Linked DNA regions of Homo sapiens: region 2 is linked to region 1. A link is a contact called in ENCODE Hi-C data. All regions are on one chromosome and are shown on one strand. Each heading gives the region's core, a stretch centred on a gene start or an enhancer-like site at or near the end of the contact. The rest is flanking DNA. Distances are from core to core; before and after follow the strand shown.

Evidence for each region. Hi-C counts contacts between places; a loop is a spot of excess contacts on that map. Pooled maps may share reads with other maps.
Region 2: a loop to region 1 is called in a map of chondrocyte, with 3 times the contacts of the local background. The contact joins the promoter of MYO1B here to the enhancer-like site in region 1. A Hi-C loop is called at or near these places in 2 of 168 maps with a recorded cell type or tissue (chondrocyte and naive thymus-derived CD4-positive, alpha-beta T cell), 2 of 37 single-sample maps with no recorded cell type and 13 of 50 pooled maps.

The regions. Positions count from the first base shown.
Region 1 is chr2:191,053,587-191,058,331 of GRCh38, forward strand. STAT4 (signal transducer and activator of transcription 4) reads right to left here. Exons shown (of 24, transcript NM_003151.4): 12 at 4,616-4,633; 13 at 4,432-4,525; 14 at 904-948. Among named protein-coding and RNA genes, the nearest start is that of STAT4-AS1, 34 kb to the left of the region's middle. Within about 2 kb of position 2,830, at least 2 of the 41 ENCODE cell types and tissues checked have a DNase peak (open chromatin) inside an H3K27ac peak, as active enhancers do.
Region 2 is chr2:191,242,590-191,247,334 of GRCh38, forward strand. MYO1B (myosin IB) reads left to right here and starts at 2,815. Exons shown (of 31, transcript NM_001130158.3): 1 at 2,815-3,037. MYO1B-AS1 (MYO1B antisense RNA 1) reads right to left here and starts at 3,586. Exons shown (of 4, transcript NR_186085.1): 1 at 3,330-3,586; 2 at 1,031-1,484. RefSeq lists an enhancer at 2,701-3,323 and a silencer at 2,736-3,125.

The DNA of each region.
Region 1 (4,745 bases), core at 1,580-4,079:
TAGTGAAATGCAAACATTAGAGAGCGAGGTAATTGATATCTCAAAATAATAGGGTTGTTTTTTACCCCACATATCATAATTTTTCAGCCTGACTTCATATATGTGAGAAAATGAGTGAACAAAAATGAAGAATGACAAAGATATTTCTTGATAATGGACTGACTAAAGAAACTATGGCACACCTATAAAATGTAATGTAATGCAAGCAATGTAAATCATGTTCTCCAAGAGTATTTAAAATTATGGAAAACTGTTCTCCGGGCTGGGCACGGTGGCTCACGCCTATAATCCCAGCATTTTGGGAGACAAGGTGGGTGGATCACTTGAGCCAAGGGGTTCAAGACCAGCCTGGGAAACATGGTGGGACTCTGTCTCTACGAAAAATACAAAAACTAGCCAGGTATGGTGGCACATGCCTATAGTCCCAGCTACTTGCAAGGCTGAGGTGGGAGGTTCACTTGAGCCTGGGAGGCGAAAGCTGCAGTGAACCAAGATCTCACCGCTGCACTCCAGCCTGGGCAACAGAGTGAGACCCTTCTCAAAAAAAAAAAAAAAAAGAAAGAAAAAAAAGATACATTGCTATGTGAAAAAAGCAGGCTATGAAGCAATGAGTATCATATATTTTTAAAGTAATATATAGATAAATAAAAGACTGGAATGATGTATACCAAGATGTTAATAGTTATTTTCTTTGGAGGGTGTTGATAACATATAATATGTTATTTTCATTTTCTCTTTTTGAAAAACTTCCTCATATTGTCTGCAATTATCAAGCTTTACATCTATAATGAGAAAAACATGAATTTGATTTTATATGAAGTCAAGCAGTTTAAAAGCTTTGTAAAAATAAGATATTATAAGATCTGTTTCCAGAAAAATTCTATAGGAGAAAACATTTCCTACCTCATTTCCTTTACCTCCAGCACTGGACTTCATTTCCTTTGGTTGCTTTGTAAAAGAAAACAACAATATTTAGATGGAAAAGCATTATCAGCTACATATTAAGTTGGTCGTACCTGTTGCGGTCATTTTCTTGGCCACAGTTTTGACTTCTAGAACAGCAACATATTTTCAAACTCATTGAAACCTGACACAACTGCCCAGATTTGACAGAGAGGAGTTTCCTGTCTCACCCCATGGGATGCCACTTTAGAAACTTGGAGTTGGCATATCACTAAGACTTTAGCTTTCAGTCAACATTTTCGAAAAAGGAAATCATGCTGGGAACTTTCAGAATCTATACAGCACTCCTTGGCGCCTGGAAAGCATCATTTTAGCTAAGCTGTAGGTGATGATTCCCAATCCCTGAGAAACCAAGTCTAACGAAGACTAGAAAAATAAACTACAGGGCAGTGTGTACCATATAGCATAGTAAGCTATTAAATGACATTACAGGGGAAGAAGACTTACTGACACAAAATAAATGTGCATTGATGTAGATTACTGAATGAAAAAAAGAGGCAGAAAACAAATTTTATAGTGTGTATTATTTGATCCCACTTTTAAAATACATATATAATTATTTTAGAAAAAAGAATGAAATTATAAAAATGAAGAAGTTAATAGCGTTGCAAAGTGGTGGAATTATAGGTGACAATTTTTAAAATTTTTCTTTTTTTTCTTTTTTTTTGAGATGGAGTCTGGTTCTGTCACCCAGGCTGGAGTGCAGTGGCACAATCTCGGCTCACTGCAAGCTCCACCTCCAGGGTTCATGCCATTTTCCTGCCTCAGCCTCCAGAGTATCTGGGACTACAGGCGCCCACCACCAAGCCTGGCTAATTTTTTTTTTTTTTTTTTTTTTTTTTTGTATTTTTAGTAGAGACGGGGTTTCACTGTGTTAGCCAGGATGGTCTCGATCTCCTGACTTCGTGATCCACCCGCCTCGGCCTCCCAAAGTGCTGGGATTACAGGCGTGAGCCACTGCGCCAGGCTAATTTTCTGTATTTTTAGTAGAGACGGGATTTCACCGTGTTAGCCAGGATGCTCTTGATCTCTTGACCCTGTGATCCACCCTCCTCGGCCTCCCAAAGTGTTGGGATTACAGGCGTGAGCCACCACGCCCAGCTGATTTTTATTTTCTATATTTATTTTTGTATTAAAAAGCAAAGTTATTATGCAGAAGATAACCAATGTGAAAACGCTTTGCAAGAGCAAAAGACCACTGTAAAAACTGAGGTTTTGTTATTTTATATATTGTACCTGCTGAAATAAAGACCTAACTGATTTTTGGTGTGTTCCTTGTTCTTCCTTTTCCATGTGACTTTTTTGGGAGACAGACATTTCTAAGTTAAGGGCTCTTCCTACTTTACTTATTACTAAACATGGCCCCTTGTTGAAAGTTCCTGGATGGTAGGAATTGAGCCTAACAAAAAAGAGTGCTAGTTACAAGGATGTTTATAATACATTATTCTTTATTACATTTTATTTATTTGGCAGTTTATTTGACAGGAAGGATTAAAAACAAAACAAAACATACTCCTCAATACTAAAAACCAAACATTTTATCTTTTAGAAAGTAGACATTTTATCTTTTAGAAACATTTTATCTTTTAGAAAGTAGACTTTTATCATTTTAACATTTTATCTTTTAGAAAGTAGACTTTTTGAGGCAGATTCAGTGGCGCCCAAACATTCAGTGAGGCAATTGCTAAATGTTAATAAGCAGAAGGAGTAACATGGTTTCTGGCGAGAAAAATAGTAGGGTCTTTGGGAATCTTAAGAATTATGCAGAATTAGAAAGAAGGCAGAAAGAGAACTCTAGGTCAAGAGGAAGTGGTAAAAGCAAGAAGCAACAGGATGAGGCTGGGTCAGAGCTTTCTAGACATGACAAGGTGAACTGTGTACAGCAGCTATACCAAGGAACATCCTATTTCCCCAAGCTAGCCTCCTAAAATGAAAGCGCTTTTAGCCAGACATGGTTTTGGAGATGTAAAAATGAAACCAGGAATGCCTATCCATTATTGCATGTGTGTATGTGTGTGTGTGTGCCTTTGTACTTCTGTATTTATATATCATAGTTGTACATATTTTTGTGGTACATGTGATATTTTGATACATGTATACAGTGTGTAATGATCAAATTTGGGTAATTGAGATATCTGTAACCTATCTTTTCTTTGTGGTAGGATCATTACAATTCTTCTCTTCCTGCTATTTAAAAATATACAATAAATTATTGTTCCCTTCTACACTATTTTTTTTTTTTTTTTTTTTGGAGACTGAGTCTTGCTCTGTCACACAGGCTGGAATGCAGTGGTGCTATCTCAGCTCACTGCAAACTCCGCCTCCCGGGTTCAAGCGATTCTCCTCCCTCAGCCTCCTGAGTAGCTGGGATTACAGGCAGTTGCCACCATGCCGGGCTACTATTTGTATTTTTAGTAGAGACGAGGTTTCACCATGTTGGCCAGGCTGGTCTCGAATTCCTGACCTCAGGTGATCTGCCTGCCTCAGCCTCCCAAAGTGCTGGGATTAGAGGCGTGAGCCACCGTGCCCGGCCCCTTCTACGCTACTGAATATCAGAATTTATTCCTTTTATCTAACTGTATCTTTGTATCCATTAACCAACTTTCTCTTATCCCCCTGCCCTGCTTCCTTTCCTAGCCTCTGGTAACTACCATTCGACTGTCTGCCTCTAAGAGATCTACTTTTTTAGTTCCCACATGAGTGAGAACATGAAATATTTATCTTTCTGTGCCTGGCTTATTTCATTTAACATAATGACCTCCAATTCCATCCATGTTGCTGCGTATGACACAATTTCATTCTTTCAATGGCTGAATAATATATTCCATTGTGTAACACCTCTCCATTTTAAGACAGATTATCTTTGTAATTATCAGCAAAATATACTGACCAACTACTATGTATACTTAGGTACTATGTCTTCATTGTTTAGAACTCAGACCTTCTGAGTCAAGGTTCAGTGCTCTTTCTACCATTTTAATTCTTCACTGATGGCATGTTTTATTTCTCAGCATGGTTCCTAATTTCTTTTCTTTTTTTTTTTTTTCTTTTTCTTTTTTTTTTTTTTGAGATGCAGTCTCGCATTGTGGCCTGGGCTGGAGTGCACTGGCACGATCTCAGCTCACTGCAACCTCCGTCTGCCGGGTTCAAGTGATTCTCCTGCCTCAGCCTCCAGAATAGCTGGGATTACAGGCGCCTGCCACCATGCCTGGCTAATTTTTTGTATTTTTAGTATAGACGGGGTTTCACTATGTTGGGCAGGCTGGTCTTGAACTCCTGACCTTGTGATCCACCCACCTTGGCCTCCCAAAATGCTGGGATTACAGACATGAGCCACCGTGCCCGGCCGGTTCCTAATTTCAAATAAGAAATATTTAAGCACAAAACATACTGAATTATAAGGCGTATTAGTAAAGATGTCTGATTTTGGGGAAAAAAAAGCCTGTTTAACTTTACTGCCAAACTTACCAAATGTCGAAATTCTACTGAGAGACTCCCATTGGAAGATTCTTCAATAGACATGGCTTTGACATTAGTTCCACAAAGTACAAATCTTCGGTTGCTGGAGAGGAAATCTTAGCTATTTACATGGTCTCAGGTAAAATAAATTTACAAGAGCAGCAACAAAGTTTCCACAAAGTAAATGTCTTACCTTAGAGTTGAAACATTCCTGTAAAACCAAGAAGATTCTTTAAAACAAGCTATTTAATAGATCTAGGAATAACTTTCTATGATAGTTTATTTTATTTATTTATTTATTTATTTTGAGACAGAGTCTCGCT
Region 2 (4,745 bases), core at 1,565-4,064, 190 kb after region 1:
TAGTAGAGATGGGATTTCACCATATTGGCCAGGCTGGTCTCGAACTCCTGACGTCATGATCCGCCTGCCACAGCCTCCCAAAGTGCTGGGATTACAGGTGTGAGCCACTGCGCCCAGCCTATTATCTATTCTTGACAATTGTGGGAATAACTTTAATCTGCTTTTTATAATTTCAAAAGTTGTTGATTGATTGGTTTTTGAAAAAAATGGCCAGGAAGGTAAAAGTGTTTTAAAACCTGTATGTCCTCAGAAACTTGGGTTTTGAGATTTATGAAAACTAGGTAAACAGTATTTTTAAAAGAGAAGCATGATTTTTCTCTAGAAATATTTTTGGCTAATAACTTGGTTCATTTTCTTAGTGTTTATTAGGATAAGTTCTACAGTTTCTATTATTTTCTTTTTTGAACTTGCTAAAATCATGGAGAAAGTCTTAATTGTCCTCACTATGCGAGGTCCTTCTAGAGGCCGAACTGTTCTGACATAACTGTGTCCTATCCCTTTCTTGAGTCAGGAGTTTCAAAACTTTACTTCTAGTAGCTAGCTATTTTGATAGACCTACTCAGCACATAGTTGTCTCAAACCTACTTTTTCTAAAATCTGGCCACCTTCCAAGATCAAAAGTTTATAGAATTCCCCCACTCTTCAATTTGTATACATCTTATATTCATGAACCTGCCATCTGCATTTCTGCTATTTTTGAAAAGCTGAACTGGACAGTAGAGGTCAGAAGTTCCATGAACTGCCAAACTGCTATAAGCAGTCACTTGGGAACCTAAACTCAGACAAGCAAAATGGAGAAGTGAGTCTAACACACGTCACCAGGTAGCAGGTTCATATGTTGCCTATTGTGAAGGCTGGGATCTCCAGGGTTTTCATTATGCTAGGTTATCAAGGTCTGAGGTAGTGTGCTTGATAGTGAAGACTATAGAGTCAGACTATCTGGGTTCAAATTCCAGCTCTGTCACTGTTCTAGGTGTCTATTGCTATGTAACAACCACCCAGATGACAATCTTTTATTATTATCACTTACGTTTCCGGGGCCTGATTTGGCTCAGCTAGGTTTTCTCTCTAGGTCTCTCAGGCAGCGTGGTCAGTGACTGTGGCTGGAGTTCTTTCAAAAGCTCGCCAACTCACATGCTTGATATAAGTTGTACTGGCAGTAGACCAGGTCCTCAGCTGGCACCATCAGCCCAAACACCTACACATGGCCTTCCCTGTGGCTTGAGCTTCCTCACAATATGGCAGCTGGGTTCCAAGGGTGAGTGTCCCAAGGGAGAGCCAGGTGAAAACTTCATCTCCTTTTATGACCTAGGTTTGGAAGTCACATAGCATCACATCTGCTGTATTCTATTTGTTACAATCAAATCACTAAGTCCAGACCATATTCAAAAGGAGGGCAATTAATATCCACTCTCTAATGGGAGTCTTCAAACCACCATAGCCATGTATTCCCTGAAGACCTCTCTGTCCTTGGCTTTGCTGGTCTGTAAAACAAGGATAATGAGAGAAACTTACCTCAGAGCTTTTTGTGAGGATTAAACAAAGAACAGTCCCTGGTACCCAGTATGTGTTAGTTTCGCCCATTATCACACCACTTGTACATCTGAAGTGATGCTGATGGTGACATCAATGATGAGACAGTTCCCAGCAGATATAGTCTGTGAAGGTCCCACCTTTCCAAACTCTACTAGTGGCATTTAACAAATCCCAGCGCCTGTGGTTCTTATGCCAGTGGGAACAGTTACTATATATGGTCTGAATTCTTTGGTTCACCTCACTTTAGTGACAGTTTCCAGATACAGGTCAGTCCATTTAAACCTGGCCCATTTATGGCAATTTATTTCATTATAGGATAAAGTAGTTAGAACCATGAGTAATAATTACTGTGTCTACAGTGCTTTTAACACCTCAGCCAAGTAATCCTCATCTCACCCAGTGAGTAAGTTTGAATGCGCACCCTTCCCTGTGCGAGGATGAAGAAACCAGGACCTGGGTCAAGAGGATTGTTCTAAATTCTCCAATGAGGCAATAGGGCTTGAGTGAGAAGGTGTGTGTGTGTGTGTAGGGGGGGTGTCCTGATTCTCTGGCCCCTACATGCCTGTATAATATACCCCATCACTGATCATTACTCAGGACCTGTTAATACACTCTATTCAAATACGTATGGGTATTTGAAATTTCTTTTAAACTACCTCTCATGTATTTATAACACAAAGAATTGGCCAGTGTCTATTTCCCACAATGTGAGATTAAGTAATTTAAAAGATACTAAAAGTCTTGTAAATGAAGACACACCACACCACTCAGTATAATTTTTTTCTTTTTCTGTGAAACTAATATTTTCTGATATTCTCGGCATCCAAAAATTTTCATCTTGGGGAGGAGGAAAAATTGAGACTTACTCCCACTGTTTGCCGGAATGTGACCCCAGGCTGGCTTCGAGTTGTCAAATGTTGTATTTCTCATTTTATGTCAGTGAGTCTGGAAGCAAAAAAGGTAGAAAGACTGCCTTCCGTGGGGGCCGCGACGATCGCCCCTCCTTCCCTCAAGCCTCGTCCCATCCAGGCTCGCCCCGGGTGCGGAGGGTCGGGCCGCAAACCCGCAAGGCGCGGAGGCCGCCGCGACGCTCACCGGGGGGCGCTGTGAAGCCGGCACCGGGCGGACAGAGGTGAGTCGGCTCGGAGGCGGTGGCTCCCGTTCCTGCCCGCGCGCCGAGGGGCGAATCCCAGGCAGCGAGGTCGCCGCCCCCGCCCCTCGGCCGGCCCCTCCGCCAGCGGGCGAGAGGGGAGTGGCCGGGCTCCTCCCGCCGCCGCTGAGCACTCCGCAGCTGGGTGCGCACGGGAGCCTCAACCGCGGCGCGTGGAGGCAGTACCAGAGCGCGCGGCGCGCAGTCGGCCGGCAGCCGCGGGACAGCCTTGGCAGAACAGCCGCGGCGGGAGCCCCGCAGCCCCGGGCTGGGCCCGCGTCCCGGAGCGCCACCGGAGAGCGAGGACGACGTGGAGGCGGAGTGGCGCCCGGCGAGGTAGCGCCAGGCGAGGTAGCGCGAGCGCTTTCTCTCTCTCTCCCCTGCCCTTCCCTCTGCGTCCGTCGTCGGCCCCCGAGGCGCCTGCTCCGCGCCTTTGTGCCCGCGGTCCCTGGCCCCGTCGCACCCTGCGGGCGGGGGTCAGCGGGCTCTGCCGCTCTCTTGGGAGACGCGGCGCTGCGGCGGGAACGGCGCACGCTGTAGGTTGCGGAGGGTGGTCGTGACTCCGCAGTGGCTTCGGGGGTGGCGGGAGGGAAGAAGGGCTTGTAAACTAAGTTGCTCTTACTTTGCCCCATGCCTCTCGTACCTGTGGGCAGAGTCGAATCTCGGCTGTCCTCGTGTTCACCCACAGCCCCTCCATTCCTCTGGCCCACAGCTGTTTCCTGGCCCCCTGGAAAGACACGGTGTGGCTTCCTCCGGGCAGGAAAGCGGAGGGAGAACAATGGGGCGTCCTGGGGAGTGGGGTTCAGGTGCGGTGTGCCCCGGCGGCGGCGGGGGAGGAGGGGCCCGGGACGCTGTGGGCCTCCCTGCGCGTGCAGCTGCGCTCGCCTCCTTTGTTCCGCCGCAGCGGAGGGGGTTGCCCTGGGTCTCGTTTCCTGCCCGGGATGGGATTGATTCACGGTCCCAGAGAGGGAAGGGGAAGGGGGCGGGGCTGGAATGGAAACCAGATTAGAGACGGGAGCTACGAAGGGTGGTGGGGCCGGGAAGAGAGTTGGGGAGAGGGTTGGGAGAGGGTGATGAGAGCGCGCTGGAGAGGTAACTACAAACACACAACATTTTGTTCAAGGGCCATGTGAGTTTCTAGAGCTTATTTGTAGTGCTTTGTTCAGGCTTCGGCCCAGCGTTTATTGCTGCAACAAGTTGTGTGCTTCTTGAGTTTCTAGGCGTTCCCAATGTTAGATTGCTCAAAGCAAATCTTCTTAGTTACAGTGAAAGAAGCCCCCCCCCCTTTTTTTTTGAGATTTGAAAAAATTTTGCTATGAACTATGGTATTGGTGTGTATGTGTGTGCCTCTGGGTCTGTGTGTGTAGCTAGTGGATATTGGCTGGAATGGGTAGGAGACAAATTTTATAGAATCAATTTTGACGTAAAATTGTTTTATAGTATAATATAGTACAACAGTTTTCCAGGACTGTTTGAGGGCAGAAACCACCAGAAAATTAGACATTGCTATAAATAAATGAATCAGACTATGTAACACAATTGAAAAACCCTTTTACAGTCTGTCCCAGGAAACACACCACACACACCAGCGTTTGGGGTTTGAACTGAGGAGCCCTGGCATTGAAGTGTTCTGTGCTTTCACTCTCTGTGTGAGGATCGTTTAGAGGTGGTAGAATTAAATGTAATGTGTCAGACATTTGTTAAGTGACCTTTCCTAGATTGGAATCGAGACTCGCCAAAGGATTGGCTGACCTAGGGAGGGAGCTATGGGGGATTGAATGATGTGTGTTTTTTGAATGGGGTATTCCAAGCAAAACTGTTTTGGGAGGAGGCTGACATTTCCAGGCATTCATGGTTTGTGCCTGTGGGACACTGGTGGGAGGATTCCCAAAGTCGGACTGAAGGTTAGCATTACTGTGGTGATAATTTAGGAGACATTCTGTTGTAGTAGTCTGGCTGCAGACAGGGCTGGGAAGTGGCCCAGAGCTGCCTCTTTGACAAGCTGAGGGTCCGCCATTAAACCACCCCTTTGGCCATTTATTTTGAGATGAACCAAGTT